Linked DNA regions of Homo sapiens: region 2 is linked to region 1. A link is a loop called in an ENCODE intact Hi-C map of the cell type or tissue named here. Cell type or tissue: mammary epithelial cell. All regions are shown on one strand.

Evidence for each region. A loop is a pair of places that touch in the nucleus more often than their neighbours do. Peaks named below come from ENCODE experiments on the same cell type or tissue, not always from the same donor. Only the 100,000 strongest peaks of a DNase experiment are listed, where the experiment ranks them.
Region 2: it touches region 1 in a loop (9-fold over the local background); 7 of 110 quality-filtered maps call a loop at or near these places.

What each region holds. Positions count from the first base shown.
Region 1 is chr14:70,565,033-70,570,032 of GRCh38, reverse strand. It overlaps a transcript of ADAM20 not described here. Among named protein-coding and RNA genes, the nearest start is that of ADAM20, 33 kb to the right of the region's middle. In mammary epithelial cell, a CTCF peak has its summit at 1,967 (motif pointing right); no DNase peak of the experiment used is centred here.
Region 2 is chr14:70,043,250-70,048,249 of GRCh38, reverse strand. SLC8A3 (solute carrier family 8 member A3) reads left to right here. Exons shown (of 7, transcript NM_182932.3): 7 at 1,927-4,035. The coding sequence ends at 2,303. Among named protein-coding and RNA genes, the nearest start is that of SNORD169, 68 kb to the right of the region's middle. In mammary epithelial cell, a CTCF peak has its summit at 2,051 (motif pointing left); no DNase peak of the experiment used is centred here; H3K27ac peaks cover 315 bases.

The sequences.
Region 1 (5,000 bases):
TAGAGAATGTTGCATGTACAGATGATTAAAGAAGTGGGTATTTGCGGTTCTTGGGTGGAATATTCTGTAGATGTCTATTAGGTACTTTTGGTCAAGAGTCCAGTTTAAGTCCAGAGTGTTTTTTTTTTTTTTTTTTTTTTTTTTTTTGTTAGTTTTCTGCCTCAGTGATCTGTCTAATGCTGTCAGTGGGGTAGTGAAGTCCCCCACTATTATTGTTTCACTGTGTATCTCTGAAGTCTACTAGTATTTGTTTTATAAATATGGGTACTTTGACATTGGGTGCAGGTATAGTTAGGATAGTTAAGTCTTCTTGATTGAATTGAATGTTTTATCATTAAATAATGCCATCTTTTTCATTTTCTTTTTTTAGCTTTGTTCATTTAAAGTCTGTTTTATGTGCTACAAGAATAGCAACTCATCCTCTTTTTTGTTTGTTTGTTTTTCATTTGCATGATAGATGTTTTTCCATTTCTTTACTTTTAGTGTGGGAATGCCGTTCCCTGTGAGGTAGATCTATTGAAGGCAGCAGAATACTGTTTTTTAAATCCAATTTGCCACTCTGTGTCTTTTGAGTAGGGTATTTAGACCATTTACATGTAAGACTAATATCGATATGTGAGGTTTCATTTCTGTCATAGCTTTCTTAGCTAGTTGTTTTGTAGTCTCAATTGTGTAATTGTTTTGTAGCATCTGAGAACTTTGTACTTATGTGTTGTTTTATGGTAGCAGTATCATTCTTTCGTTTCCATCTTTAGAACTTCTGTGAATATTTCTTGTAGGGCTTATCTGGTGGAGACAAATTCCCTTAACAGTTGCTTCTCTAATAAAGGCTTTATTTCTCCCTTATTTATGAAGCTGTTTGGCAGGATATGAACTTTTTGGCTGCCATTTTTTTTTCTTTAAGAAGGCAAAAATAGGCTTCAGTCTCTTCTGGCTTGTAAGGTTTCTGCTGAGAAGTCTGCTGTTAGTCTGATGGGACTTCCTTTATAGGTAATTTGGGCCTTTTCTCTAGCTACCTTTAAGGTTTTTTTTTGTATTAACCTTGGGAACGGTTGTGTTGTATAGTATCTCTCAGGTGTACTCTCAGTTTCTTATATCTGGTTCTTGACCTCTCTAGCAAGATTAGGGAAATTTTCCTGAATTATTTCCTCAAATATGTTTTCCAATTTGCTTGCTTTTTCTTTGTATTTCCAAAGGCTTTGTTCTTTTTTTTGCTTTATCTGGGTTAATTTGAAGGACCAGCCTTCAAGTTCTGAAATTCTTTCTTCTGCTTTGTGTAATCTGTTATTAAAACTTCCAGCTGTATTTTGAAATTCCTTTAGCAAAATTTTCAATTTCAGAAGTTCTATTTGTTTTTTTCTTAATACAGCTATCTTGTCTTTCATACCCTGAATTATTTTTCTAGTGTCTTTGTATTGGATTTCAACTTTCTCTTGGATCTTACTGAGTTTCCTTGATATCCTTATTTTGAATATTTTATCATTTCAAATTTTTCAGTTTGGTTAGTATCCATTACTAGAGAGTTGGTGCAATCCTTTGGAGGTGTCAGGACATCCTGGCTTTTTATACTGCCAGAGTTCTTGCTGATTCCTTCTCGTCTGAGGAGCTGCTACTTCTCATTTTTGAGTTTGCTATCATTTGCATGGGATCTTTTAATTTTTCAATCCTTTTTCCCTTTAGGGTATGACTGTGGTGTATGTTGTGTATGATCTTTTTGTTTCATTTATTGGTACTTTCAGTGGGCCAAGGCTGTATATGGGTACGTTGGTTGTGGATAGCCTCTGTGTAGTGACTTTCTTAGATGCTGATTGTTGTAGCGATGTATTGAACATATGAGCGGACACACTATTTCCTGTGGGATTGAGAGTGCAGGTGCATAGGTCTTAGGAAACTTATCTCAGACTAGCACTAAGCCCTTCTGGTAGCAGGTTTTTTGTTTGGTGGTGCAGTTCAGGCTGTAGTCCAGTAGATGGAGATGACACTTAAGAGTAGGAGACAGCTCATGCCCAGGCTGATGTCAAGTGGTAGCACCTGTGTTGACAGGAGGCATGAGAGGGGTTAGGGGGCCAGTGGGAACAGGAAGCAATCTTGTTGGGGCCCGCTGAGATCTTGGAGGAAAGGTTGGGGAGGTGCACCAGGTCCTTATCCTGAGTCAGCAGGAATGCCATCTGCTTCCCTATCTTGCCCCTGTTGCAAAGCTCACGACCTTAGTTCATAAATACTTTTGGTTCCTGGTTGCAGAGCAGCTGTGGGCCACCGAAACACCCTCTTGAAGGCTTGGACAGAGTATCTTACCCCAGTTCAGGGCAGGCAACTCTGTGATTTCTCTGTTCTCTGTTGCTGGGATGCTGCCATTCTGTGTAGGGAGGGCGAGTTAGGCCCCGCCATTCGAGTAAACCCCATGCAGCATGGGCTTACTTTGAGTAGGGATGGAGCTGCTGTGAAAAGCTTAAAAAATGCTTTCTCCGAATGCATTCCCCAGCCCCCAGTGGGAAGAACCTCTGCTGTGTCTGCAATAGTGTATGGCATTGGATGGGTGGGAGATGTCCCTCTCTCCATGTTCATTTCCTGGTGTTGGCACTGCCTCCTTCAGCAATCAGTGCTGCATCCACATTCCCTTTGTCCTAAGGGGACTTTGGTAGGCTGCACTCCCTTGTTGGTAGCCCATGCTGGTGGTTAGATCTCCAGGGGCCTCACAACTTCCTGGGGGCCCATCAGTCTCCTGTGCTTGCCAAAGCCAGAGTGGGTTGTAAGTTATATTTGTGAGGGTTCTGGTGGTGTGATGACTCAAGGGCGGAGAAACCCTAGGCAGGGCAGAGGTCCACTAGGTATCTACACCAGTATTGCACCTGTCATCTCAGTTTGGGTCAGGGGAGTACATGAATTCCTACAGGAGCTAGCCAGCTGGTTCTCTATCCCTGGGAAATTCCCAAGTCACCACCGATAGCTTTGCCCTAGGTCATGAGGACAGAGGGGTTCCCAACAGTTTGGTGGTCAGCAGATTGTCAGAGGGGTGAAGGGAGCAGAGCAGCATTCCCACCTTTTTTTTTTGAACGGAGTATCGCTCTTGTTGCCCAGGCTGGATTGCAATGGCATGATCTTGGCTCACTGCAACCTCCGCCTCCTGGGTTCGAGCAATTCTCCTGCCTCAGCCTCTTGAGTAGCTGGGATTATAGGCACCTGCCACAATGCCTGGCTAATTGTTTTGTATTTTTAATAGAGATGAGGTTTCACCATGTTGGCCAGGCTGGTCTTGAACTCTTGTCCTCAAGTGATCTGCCTGCCTCGGCCTCCCAAAATGCTGTGATTACAAGTGTGAGCCACCGCGCCCGGCCTCCCGCCTACTTTTTCTGCAGGATTCCAGGTTTCTCTGGGGTTGATCTCTGCCAGATTCTTCCTCTTTGTCTTTTGTTTGGGGAATTTAATTGATTTACATATAAAGTAATTATTGATGGGTAAGGGCTTACTATTGCTATTTCATTAATTTTTTTCTGTCTATTCTGTAGTTCTTTTCTTTCTTTCTTCTCCTCCCCTTTTGTCTTCTTTGGTGACTTGATTTTTGTAGTGTTGTGCTTTGATTTTTTTCTCTTTCTCTTTTGTGTATCTCCTGTAAGTTTTTTCCTTTCTGGTTACCATGGGACTTACATAAACATATTTCTAACAGTCTATTTTAAGCTGATAACAGCTTAACTATGCTCACATACAAAACTACCCATTTATTCTCCCTTAATTATTTGTTATTGATGTCACAATTTACATCTTAAATTGTGTATCCATTAATTGTTATAGTTCTTAGTACTTTTGTCTTTTAACATTTATATTAGGGTTAAAAGTGACTTACATACTTTACAATATTAGAAGATTCTATATTTACTTATATATTTACCCTAACCAGTGAGTTTTATACTCCTGTGGTCTTTCATGTTGCTATTTAGTGTCTTTTTGTTTCAACTTGAGCAACTTCATGTAGCGTTTTTCATAAGGTAAACATAGTGGTGATGAACTTCCTCAGCTTTTGTTTGGGAAATTTTTTCTTGCCTTCATTTCTGAAGGACAGCTTTGCTGGGTATAGCACTCTTGGTTAGTAGTTTTTTTTTTTTCTTTCAGCACTTTAAATATGTAGTGATCCCCCGGTACCTGTGGGGTTATCCAGGAAACTCCACAGATAATACAATCCACAAATTCTAAAGTCTGTTGTATAAAATAATGTATTTGCATATAGACCATGTACATCTTCCTGTATACTTTACATCAGCTGTAGATTACTCATTATACCCAATAAAATGTAAATGCAACATAAATATTTGTTCTAACTATATTACACTTTTTATTTAAATTTTTAATTGTTAGATTGTTTTTTGTTTTGCTATACAGTTGCTTGAATCTCCAGATGCAGAACATGTCGATATGAAGGGCTGACTGTATATATCATCTCACTCTCTTGGCCTGCATAGTTTCTGATGAGGAATCTGCCAGTAGTCTTATGGAGCTCCTTTGCCTGTAATGAGTCACTTTTCTCTTGCTGGTTTGAAAATTCTGTAGTTGTCTTTGATTTTTGACATTTTGACTATAATGTCTTGTTCTAGACCTTTTTGGATTTATTCTGTTTGGGCTTCATGAATCTGGATGTTCATTTCCATGCCCAGATTTGGGAATTATTGAGTCATTTTTTTAATTAGGGTTTTTACCGCTTTCTCTTTCTCTTCTCCTCTGGGCCTTCCATAATGTATATATTGGTTTGATGGAGTACCATGATTTCCTTAAGATTTCTTCACTTCTTTTCATTATTTTTTCATTTTGCTGTTCTGGCTGTAATTTCAAATTGCCCATCCTCGAGTTTTCAAATTCTGTCTTCTGCTTGATAAAAGTTTGCTGTTGAACCTCTCTTGCGATTTTTTAAATCCAGTTATTCTTTAATAAAATCCAATTTTCTAGTATTTTAAAAATTTAATTATATTTATTTTATTTTATGTTATTTTTAAGATGAGGTCTTGCTGTGT
Region 2 (5,000 bases), 520 kb after region 1:
TCCTCTACTTGGAAGGACACTGTGAGTACAAAGTATCTCCTAGCAGGACAGCCAAAGGAAGTTCCACAGCTTTTATCTTTTTATAGGATGAATTACATACTCTTTCTTTTTCTTAGGAACACTCAGAGACAAACAGAAAGGAGCGGACATTCCTTTACTCATTGAACAAATATTTACTGAGCACCTATTATGCCTGTTACAGTATTGTGCTAGTTTTTGGGACTATAGTGAAAGGCAAGATACACATGCTTCCTTCTCCACGTGGAGTTTATAATCTACTGAAGGAGGCAACTCTCAACTACTGTAATTAAAGTTATCTTGTTAAATCCTAGGAAGAAAAAGAAAAGGTACTGCATACGGAAGGAAGTTGGGCCTGAATGTAGGAGTTAGCAGGTAGACAGGGGCTGCACTAGCCCAGGTTCTTTACTTAATTCAGTTAGGGGCTTTGGGGCCTCTGAACTCTGAACTTCTGCCAGGGAGCTGGCATCCCAGTTGCCCCAGAAAGAAACAGAGCACATCCTCCTGCAGGGAAGTTAGGCTGAATCTCATCAGACAGGACTTTTCTGGCTGGGCCAAGGGAAATCTTTCCTGTACCAAGCAAACATATCCTTCAAGAGAGTAGCTGAATTCACATCAAATTCTAGGAAAACCTCTTTCCAAAACCCCAGCGCAGGCCAGCGGTATTATTTGTCCATTAGTGATGCAAGAGATTTAGCTATCGTGGAAATGCATCAGAAGGTTGGAAATTAGATGGATGATCCCAGGAAGGCCTGTGGATGAGATGCCCTGTGATCTCTGTTCTCCAAGCCTTGGGGGACCTGAACTATCAGAGGGGAGGGAGGAAATATGGGGGAAAGCATAGAGGTGGGAAGAAATATCAGAGGATCAGAAGCAAAAAACAACAATAACAACAGAAACAAAAACAAACAAACAAACAAAAAAACAAGGCCATAGGCAAGAAAGGGTAAGAGGTTTTCTCTGGGAGATCTAAAAAAAATGGCAATAATGAGGTAAGCCAGGCAGATACCTTTGGGCATCTCCAAGTCCTTGCAATTGGCCAAGACAACAGCTAACAACATTTGAGGCTTTAAGAAGGTTACCCTGTGATCCACTCATCTGATTTAGTGGCTTTGGCTGAAGCTCTTTGGATATAGTTGAAGGTATGGAAAGGGTCCTTACATGAGGACTTTAGGGTCAAGTCTCTTGCTAACATCCTATGTGACCTTGGGTAAATTCTTTGACCCTTATTTTTCTTACCTGTAAAATAAAAGAATTGGGCTAGATGTCTCTGACAGTCCTCCCTGTATCTACAATCTGTGCCAAGATCTAAAGTCAAACACCCTGCAAGGCCCTGTGATACATATATAAACCACAAAGACAGAGCCCCGTCTTCCTTGAGTCCACAGTTCACCCTGCATGTCCCCATCATGGTTCCCCAACATGTCCTCTGTCCCCAAAATCCAGCACCTCACCCAGTGCTCAATCAGTAGGCATTGCTCAATAACTGTTGGTGGTTCGTGAATAAATGCCCCATATGACAGTTAAAATCAGGCATCTACTCCAAGCAGCTTCCCAGGGTGTCAAGGTTCCCTGGGGAGATATTATGGGATGGCAAACTTCCCTTACTGAAAAAGTAGTCAAAGGAGAACAATAAGCCCACTCAGTAAATATCAGAACTGGAAAGCCCTTCAGAATCTTTCAGATCACTGCAGATGAGGAATGGGAAGCCCAGACTAGGGATGTGACCTACCCAGGGCCACACGGCTTGCTTGCGGCAGAACTAGGAGTTAGGAGTGGCCCCCTAGCCCTTGTCTCTCATTCCTGGGTTCAGCCCACCAGCTCAAGCTGCTTTTTGGGCATACTGGAAGACAAGCCCTGCACACCTTAGCCTCCTACCAGTTCCCATGTGTCTTTGTCCTTTTCCAGATACGTTTGCCAGCAAAGCTGCTGCCCTCCAGGATGTATATGCAGACGCCTCCATTGGCAACGTGACGGGCAGCAACGCCGTCAATGTCTTCCTGGGCATCGGCCTGGCCTGGTCCGTGGCCGCCATCTACTGGGCTCTGCAGGGACAGGAGTTCCACGTGTCGGCCGGCACACTGGCCTTCTCCGTCACCCTCTTCACCATCTTTGCATTTGTCTGCATCAGCGTGCTCTTGTACCGAAGGCGGCCGCACCTGGGAGGGGAGCTTGGTGGCCCCCGTGGCTGCAAGCTCGCCACAACATGGCTCTTTGTGAGCCTGTGGCTCCTCTACATACTCTTTGCCACACTAGAGGCCTATTGCTACATCAAGGGGTTCTAAGCCACACAACAGAGCCTCCAGCAGGGCAGGCCTAGGACTTCTCCTAAGAGAAGGGCACTTCCCCACCAGTGATCTCTCCCGACTGCACTGCCCTGGAGAGGCAGCATCAGGACCTAAGCCCCAGGAACTTCACCCAACTTAGGCCCTGGCAATTAACTGAAAGGGCAAAGTCTTAATCAATCAAACAATGGAGGAATCACCGACTTTACACAGTATTTAATTGAATACAAACAAGCAACAGCAACAAATCCACCTCCACCCCATCTCCCCCTCATATCCCTGACCCAAAGCAAAGGTCAGAGCCTTTCGCCTCCTTCTATTCCATCTTTTGATTATTCCTTTGCCTCTCATTTCTTTGGAAGCAGGGTTTCTCCTCTCTGCCCAATTCCATATGTCCCTATTATCTCACTCAGCTGACAAGACGTGAAAATGAGTCACATTCATGTGGCTGGGGTGGGGTTCTTTTTTCATTGTAATCATTATTGTGGTTGCTTTCGTTTTGCCATTAGGTTTTGCTTATTATTTTGTTTTGTCTTTTTTTTCTGAAGTGAGTGAAAAAGGTGCCACAAAGGAATTCCAGGTCCGAGCCAACAGAGAGAAACATGAATTTTTAGACACATGCTCTCCTGCCACCTCTTGGCTCCATCAAGATCCAGTTCCCCATCTCACTGTTTTCTCTGAGTTCTTGGGAGGAGTGATGGTGTTGGGGTAGAAATAAGCTCACTCACCCACGCAGGGTACTAAAGATCTTACAGGAGCTTCAACTGGAGCAGGAGGAGCTTTTTATGCTTATGTTGAATCAAGTCAGATACAAAAAGCAATTGTCCCTCTTTGCCCAAGCCTTTCCAATTCTGTGTGTCTTGTTGTGTCAGTGTCCACTTGTGTATCCTTCTGCAGGAAGACCCGCCAAATAGAAGAGATGGGACAAAAATAGGAATGGTGTGTGACGACAAAGGGCTACTGGAAGAACAAAAGGGATACAGGCCTTCTTGATTATCTTTGGCTTTGTACCTGAGGCAGGAGAGAAGAGATGTCCAACCAGTGAGATCTTTAAGAGAAAAGTTTGTATTTTAAATGTCAATGTGCCTGAGAAATGTCAGCTTCACCACGCTCTTGCTTCCTAATGCTCTATACAAAGAGGGCTGACTATATTTCTTGAAGTGGTGTAAAAACTTAGAGATTTTATAAGAGAACCAGGGGCTCCCTTCACCTCTCCTGGTCCCTCAGGTCACATATGAAAGCATTTTTACAAGATAGGAACTGGAATTCCTCATTTCTCCCATGTTCCTGCTTGTTCTTAAACTTCATGAAGCTATTTTTCCAGCCTATGGGGTAGTTCTTGCTCCAGTAAGAGGAATCTTAGTTGTCATAATCCCTTGGAGCCTGGGTTTTTGGAGAAAGAGATCTCCGTGCCCTACAGACCTTTTCTCAACGAATGTGGGAAGGACCTGGCTTTAAAACACGCACACAAACACACAAATAAACAGACATAAGATGTCATCACGAAACTGCCCACGGATCTTTAGGCTTTCTGCATTGACATAAATACATTTTCTAAGGGGGGGGGGGAAGAAATTAAAAAACACCTGTTAATTTTAAACACATTTTTTAAGAAAAAAATAATTAAAAAAGAAACAGTGCTCATGTCATAAGCTATGTTGACAGTTGCCAGTGGAAATGTTGGGTTGGTTCAAAAAAAAAATAAAAGCTATACTATATCTCTCTACATACAGCTTGCTTCTACCTGTGTTTCTTCAGTGAAAGGTCCAGGGGGCCACTGTGGGCTTCTTGTGAGGAGACGTGACTCAGGTGAAGGTGTCACCTCCTCTCACACTCAGGTGCCAATGTGTCAGACCCAGTATATTCTAAGCAAAAATACTTCAGGAAAATGCCACTTGTCAAAACCTGGACTTTGCGAAGTTGGAAGATGTAAGTAGTAGTAAAAGCTGTGGTAATTATGGAGGAAGGAGGTTTCTGTATCAGAAAGGCATTGGCCGTGACAGACTCCAGCTAGGAAAACAGTGCCCTGCACCTATTACCAACAGACATGTCTTCACTCATTCATTTACTCATCATTCATTCAACAAAAAATTTAGGAGCATGTTGAATATATTGAATGACACTCTGGTGATACAAAGAAGAGCAAGACATAGTTCCTGACCTCAAGAAACTCACAGTCTAGGCTGGGCATGGTGGCTCATGCCTATAATCCCAGCACTTTGGGAGGCTGAGGTGGGTGGATCGCTTGAGGCCAGGAGTTCAAGACAAGCCTGGCTAACAGCTCTACTAAAATTTTTAAAAGTTAGCCAGGCATGGTGGCACATGCCTGTAATCCCAGTCACTCAGGAGGCTGAGGCACAATAATTGCTTAACCCAGGAGGCAGAGGTTGCAGTGAGCCAAGATTGTGCCACTGCACTCCAGCCTAGGCGACAGAGCAAGACTCTCTCTAAAACAAAACAAAACAAACAAACAAACAAACAAAAGAACTCACAGTCTACATGGGGCAAGTGATCAAGAAGCCCACTAAACTTGTTCAAAGAACAGGGGCAATACTGCGAAGGCCTGGTGGCAGGATCTTGTGGAACCCAAGGCAGGAGGCACAGCCAGGCCGTAGGAGCCTGAAAGCCATCAGGAACTGAGCCCACATTCCCTACCTCCCCCAAGCCACCTGGCCTCTCTCACCCTTGCTTCCCTCT